Linked DNA regions of Homo sapiens: region 1 is linked to region 2. A link is a contact called in ENCODE Hi-C or POLR2A ChIA-PET data. All regions are on one chromosome and are shown on one strand. The core of a region is the stretch at or near the end of the contact, and the rest is flanking DNA. Distances in the headings are between cores, read along the strand shown. Region 1 overlaps LOC124904219 (a long non-coding RNA gene). Region 2 overlaps EVI5 (ecotropic viral integration site 5).

Region 1 (2,766 bases), core at 82-2,581, 400 kb before region 2:
TCTTGAGCTCCCGGGCTCAAGTAATCTGCCTGCCTTGGCTTTCCAAAGTGCTGGGATTACAGGAGTGAGCCACTGCACCCGGCCCCAAGTTACTTCTTGATCCATGGGCTGCAGAATGAATGTTGTAAGCAGGCATGAAAACATTCATCTCCTTGTACATCTTCATCAGAAGTCTTGGGAGACCAGGTGCATTGTCAAGAGCAGTAATATTTTTAAAATAATATTTTTTTCTTAGCAGTAGGTCTCAACAGTGGGCTTAAAATATTTAGTAAACTAGGTTGTAATCGTATGTGCTGTCATCCAGGTTTTGTTGTTCCATTTACAGGGCACAGATAGAGTAGATTTGGCATAATTCTTAATTGCCCTAGAATTTTCAGGCTGGTAGATAAGCATTGGCTTCAACTTAAAGTCACCAGCTGCATTAGCCCCTAACAAGACAGTCAGCCTGTTTTTTGAAGATTTGAAGTCAGGCATTGACTTCTCTCTATCTATTAAAGTCCTAGGTGACATCTTTCCCAATGTAAGACTGTTCTGCCTACCCTGATAATCTGTTGTTGGCCAGCCGTGGTGGTTCACGCCTGTAATCTCAGAACTTTGGGAGGCCAAGGCCGACAGATTGCTCGAGTCCAGTTGTTTAAGACCAGCCTGGGCAACATGGCGAAACCCTGTCTCTACAAAAAAATGCAAAAATTAGCCAAGCATAATGGCACGGGCCTATAATCCCGGTTACTTATGAGGCTGAGATGGGAGGATCACCTGAGCCCAGGAAGTTGAGGCTGCCGTAAGCCATAATTGCACCACTGTACTCCAGCCTGGGCGAGAGAGGGAGACTCTGTCTCAAAAAAAAAAAAAAAAAAAGAAAGAAAGAAAAGAAAAGAAAAGAAAAAGAAAAAAGAAAGAAAGAAGAGAAAAGAAAATTTGGGCTGGGCACCGTGGGTCATGCCGCTAATCCCAGCACTTTGGGAGACTGAGGTGGGCGGATCACTTGAGGCCCGGAGTTCAAGACCTGCCTGGGCAACATGGCGAAACCCTGTCTCTATGAAAAATACAAAAATTAGCTGGGTGTGGTGGCTCAAGCCTGTAATTCCAGCTACTCAGGAGGCTAAGGTGAAAGGATCACTTGAACCTGGGAGGTGGAGGTTGGAGTGAACTGAGATTGCGCCACTGCACTCCAGCCTGGGCAACAAGAGTGAAACTCCGTCTCAAAAAAAAAGAAAAGAAAAGAAAATCTGTTGTTTAGTGTAGTCTTAGATCTTTGCTAGATCTTCTAGATAACTTGCTCAGCTTCTACGTCAGTGGTTACGGCTCCACCTTGTGCTTTTACATGATGGAGGTGGCATCTTTAAACCTCACAAACCTCATGAACTAACCTCTGTTAACTTTTCTTCTGGAGCTTTCTCATCTCTCTCACCCTTCATAGAATGGAAGAGAGTTAGAACCTTGCTCTGGATTAGGCTTTAGCTGATTTAATCTTCCATCCAGATCACTAGAGTTTTCTCCATATCAGCAATAAGACTGTTCTACTTTCTTACCATTCATGTGTTCACTGGAGTAGCACTTTTAACTTCCTTCAAGAACTTTTCCTTTGCGTTTACAACTTGGCTAACTGTTTGTGCAAGAGGCCGAGCTTACAGCCTATCTCAGCCTTTGACATTACTTCCTCACTAAGCTTAATCATTTCTAGCTTTTGATTTAAAGTGAAAGACCTGTGACTCTTCCTTTCACTTGAACACTTATAGGTCATTCTAGAGTTATTAATTCACCTAATTCCAATATTGTTGTGCCTCAGGGAATAGAGAGGCCCTAAGAGAGAGAGACAGACAGGGGAGTGGCCAGTCAGTGGAACAGTCAGACCACACATAACATTTTTGGATGAAGGTCTCTGTCTTATATGGGTACGGTTCATGGTGTCCCAAAACAATAACAATAGCACTGTAAAAGATCACTGGTCACCGTAACAGATATAATAATAATGAAAAAGCTTGAAATATTGCCTGAATTACCAAAATGTGACAGAGACACAAAGTGAGCACATGCTGTTAGAAGCATTGTGCTGGCAGACTTGCTCAACACAGAGTTGCCACAAACCTTCAACTTGTAAAAATCACAGTATCTGCAAAGTGCAATAAAACAAAGCATGCCTGTGCCTAATATGTCCCCAGTTGTCAATAAAAGAGAAAACTTAGGGGCTAGTTTTGGTCCTTGAGCAGCATCTTACAGGGCCAATTTAACTAAAGAATTAACACTACATTCACAGCAAATCACATGAGAAGAAATAATAAATAGTGCACATATAAAAAAGATTCACACTCTGAGTTCTAATTAGGAAAATAATTATTAAAACAAAAGGAGGCTGGCTGGGTGTGGTGGTTCACGCCTGTTATCCTGGCACTTAGCGAGGCCAAGGTGGGCAGATAGCTTGAGCCCGGGAGTTCGAGACTAGCCTGGGCAACATGGTGAAACCCCATCTCTACAAAAAAATATAAAACAGCCAGGAGTGGTGACACATGCCTGTAGTCCCAGTTGCCCGAAGGGCTAAGGCAGGAAGATCACTTGAGCCCAGTAGGTTGAGGCTGCAGTGAGTTGTGATAGGGCCACTGCATTCCAGCCTGGGTGATAGAGTAAGGCCTCGACTCAAAACAAAAACAAAAACAAAAAACAAAAGGAGGATACATATATTGTAATATACTATTGCGAGAATAAAAATTGGTACCATGTTTGTAGAGAAAAATTTTCTAATATAGGTTGAGCTTCCATAATCTAAAA
Region 2 (2,843 bases), core at 76-2,575:
GAATTCTAGAAACAGGAAAAAAAAAAAACAGGTTAAAAAACAAAGGCAAAGGAAATCTGAATAAACTAAGGACTTTAGTAGTAATGTATCAATATTGGTTCATTAATTGTAACAAAGGTACCACACTAATATATTAATAATAGGGGAAACTGTGGGAGGGTATGTGGGAACTCTCTATCTTCTCAATTTTTCTGTAAATTTAAAACTTTTCTAAAAAGTATCTAATTTTTTTTAAAACTAGTTTGTGAGTCCATAGTTTTTAGGAGCCATTGGAATTATATCAAATTTTAAGTATTGGTCACAAAATTGATTTGTTTCCAATTAAATTATGATTTATGAGGAATATTTTCTACCTTTTAGACCTTGTGTGAATGCTGACTTGTTTTAAGAGAGGGAGAGTGTCTTGCTCTGTTGCCCAGGACAGAGTTCAGTGGTGCAATCACAGCGTACTACAGCTTTGAACTCCTGGGATCAAGCAGTTCTACCTAAGCCTCCCTAGTAGCTAGCAATACAGGCACACCCCACCATGCCCTGCTAATTTTTAAATTTTTTGTACAGATGGGGTCTTGCTATGTTGCTCAGGCTGATCTTGAGCTTCTGGCCTCAAATAATCCTGACTCAGCCCTGCAAAGCACTGGGCTGATTTTTTTTTTTTTTTGAGATGGAGTCTCACTCTGTCTCTTAGGCTAGAGTGCAATGGTGCAATCTCGGCTCACTGCAACCTCAGCCTTCTGGTTCAAGCAATTCTCCTGCCTCAGCCTCCTGAGTAGCTGGGATTACAGGTGACTGCTACCACACCTGGCTAATTTTTAAATTTTCAATAGAGATGGGGTTTCACCACGTTGGCCAAACTGGTCTCGAACACCTGACCTCAGGTGATCTGCTCACCTCGGCCTCCCAAAGTGCTGAGATTATGGGTGTGAGCCACCACACCCGGCCTTGGGCTGGTATTTTTAAACTGTGCCTTTAGCTAGTCCTGTGTATATGTATATTTCTCTTCTGAAATGGAATTAAATCAGTCTTAATACTGAAAAATACTAGCCAAATATTTGATTTCTTTTATCCCTTATATATTTTTCAGATTTCATTATTGGTTTTTAAAAGACATTTATGTGTACTTTTACTTTTTCTAATTACTAAGAAGAATATTCAAACCTTTGTCCATGACTTTAAATTACAGGAAACTGTTTCAAAAACTTATCAGTAGTACATGATATGAGTATGATTTGTTTTTAGAAGTTTCAAATGAGTCACCTTGAAGTCATGGAGAGGCTACCGCTTACCACATTTACCATTCTGATTAATTTTTCTTTTGGCAAAGTACAAATCAGTAATAACCTACTAAAGCCTAGTGGTTGCTATTGATATTTCAGTAAGGTGATGTTGATTAATCAGAGTGATTACTTACCAAGTGTTACAGATTTACTCAAATTATTGGGTTTTCTTCTACTATAGTAATTTCATATGCAGTAATAATTTGCTTAAGACATTTTGCTTCATATGTGCGTTGAAAATATCAATGTAGAACTTAAAATTTGTATCCATGCTGCAAGTTAATGTGGTTGCCTCTGTGACCGTTGAACATAGTTTCATAATAAAGCCTGGAAAAAAAAAAGCATTATTTAACCTTTTAAACAATCAAGAGATTGCTTTTTAAATTGTCTCTAAAAAGGTTTGATTTTTTACGAAAGAGAGAGCACTTGAATATATCTTTATGTACCACCGTGTCTCTTTTTGTTAGATTTTTCATCTGTGGGTATAATATAAAATATTCTTAAAATGAAAGCTTTACGCTTGTGTTTGAGACTAAGCAACTTGCATTGTGTCATGACCCTTCTAATACCACAAACCTTCTGTAATACTACTCCCGGAGAAAAACCCACATCCTATGCATAACCTTAGATTTATTTTGAAATCTCTATGAAAAAGAACAGAGAGAGATTACTAATTGTTTCTGTTACTTCCTTTAGAGGTATGATACCTATTTGTAACCCATGTTGTAAATGTTAATAGCCAGGAGTAAAATGTTAAAATATATTAAGTAGTGGTTTCCTATCCTAAAGTTAATATGTGAAAATTTAATAACTAATTATAAGTTTCAGTTTGTTATATTAGATATCTGGAAAGAATGTAAAAAAAAAAAAAAAGAGAGAGAGAGAGAAGGCATTGGTACTTCCAGTAGCTTATACTTCTAATACCATTGGCCAGTACAATACTAGAAAATAATTGCAAATTTAAATAAGCCATCTTTTTAAAAATTTTATTCCTATTCTGATTTTTTCCTTCTATTTTAGATTTCTTTGTATTCTTTATGTAACTGATGAAGGTGGATGAAAAATCTAATTTTTTTTTTTTTTTTTTTTTTTTTTTGAGACAGAGCCTCACTCTGTCGCCCAGGCTGGAGCACAGTAGCGTGATCTCGGCTTACCGCAACCTCCGCCTCCCAGGTTCAAGCGATTCTCCTGCCTCAGCCTCTCAAGTAGCTGGGATTACAGGCACGTGCCACCATGCCCAGCTAATTTTTTGTATTTTTAGTAGAGATGGAGTTTCACCATGTTGGCCAGGCTGGTCTCAAAACTTCTGACCTCAAGTGATCCACCCACCTCAGCCTCCCAGAGTGCTGGGATTACAGGCATGAGCCACCGCGCCTGACCCCAAGGTTATTTTTAATATTTAGAAAAAATAGTAACTACCCATCAGTAGGAGAATGGTTACACTATAGTATATTTATACTCTGGAATATTCTGCGTCTTTCAGAAAGAATAAAGATCTACAAGACATACTAGGTGAAAAAAGCAAATTATAAGCAGAATATATATTCCCATTTGTATGTATTAAAAAGC

What was found. A loop is a pair of places that touch in the nucleus more often than their neighbours do. ChIA-PET counts read pairs that join two places held with the same protein, here RNA polymerase II (POLR2A). Pooled maps may share reads with other maps.
Region 1: a loop to region 2 is called in a pooled map, with 4 times the contacts of the local background. The contact joins two enhancer-like sites. A Hi-C loop is called at or near these places in 2 of 37 single-sample maps with no recorded cell type and 8 of 50 pooled maps. POLR2A ChIA-PET finds 5 or more read pairs at or near these places in 3 of 52 experiments (CD4-positive, alpha-beta T cell, PC-9 and activated naive CD4-positive, alpha-beta T cell).

What each region holds. Positions count from the first base shown.
Region 1 is chr1:92,979,981-92,982,746 of GRCh38, reverse strand. All of the region lies in intron 1 of LOC124904219 (a long non-coding RNA gene), which reads right to left. Among named protein-coding and RNA genes, the nearest start is that of DIPK1A, 20 kb to the right of the region's middle. Within about 2 kb of position 1,331, at least 5 of the 41 ENCODE cell types and tissues checked have a DNase peak (open chromatin) inside an H3K27ac peak, as active enhancers do; they include CD4-positive, alpha-beta T cell, where a contact is called at or near this core.
Region 2 is chr1:92,583,038-92,585,880 of GRCh38, reverse strand. The region is part of intron 18 of EVI5 (ecotropic viral integration site 5); the gene reads left to right. It also overlaps the pseudogene LOC107985727. Among named protein-coding and RNA genes, the nearest start is that of GFI1, 98 kb to the right of the region's middle. RefSeq lists a silencer at 1,263-1,412. Within about 2 kb of position 1,325, at least 8 of the 41 ENCODE cell types and tissues checked have a DNase peak (open chromatin) inside an H3K27ac peak, as active enhancers do; they include CD4-positive, alpha-beta T cell, where a contact is called at or near this core.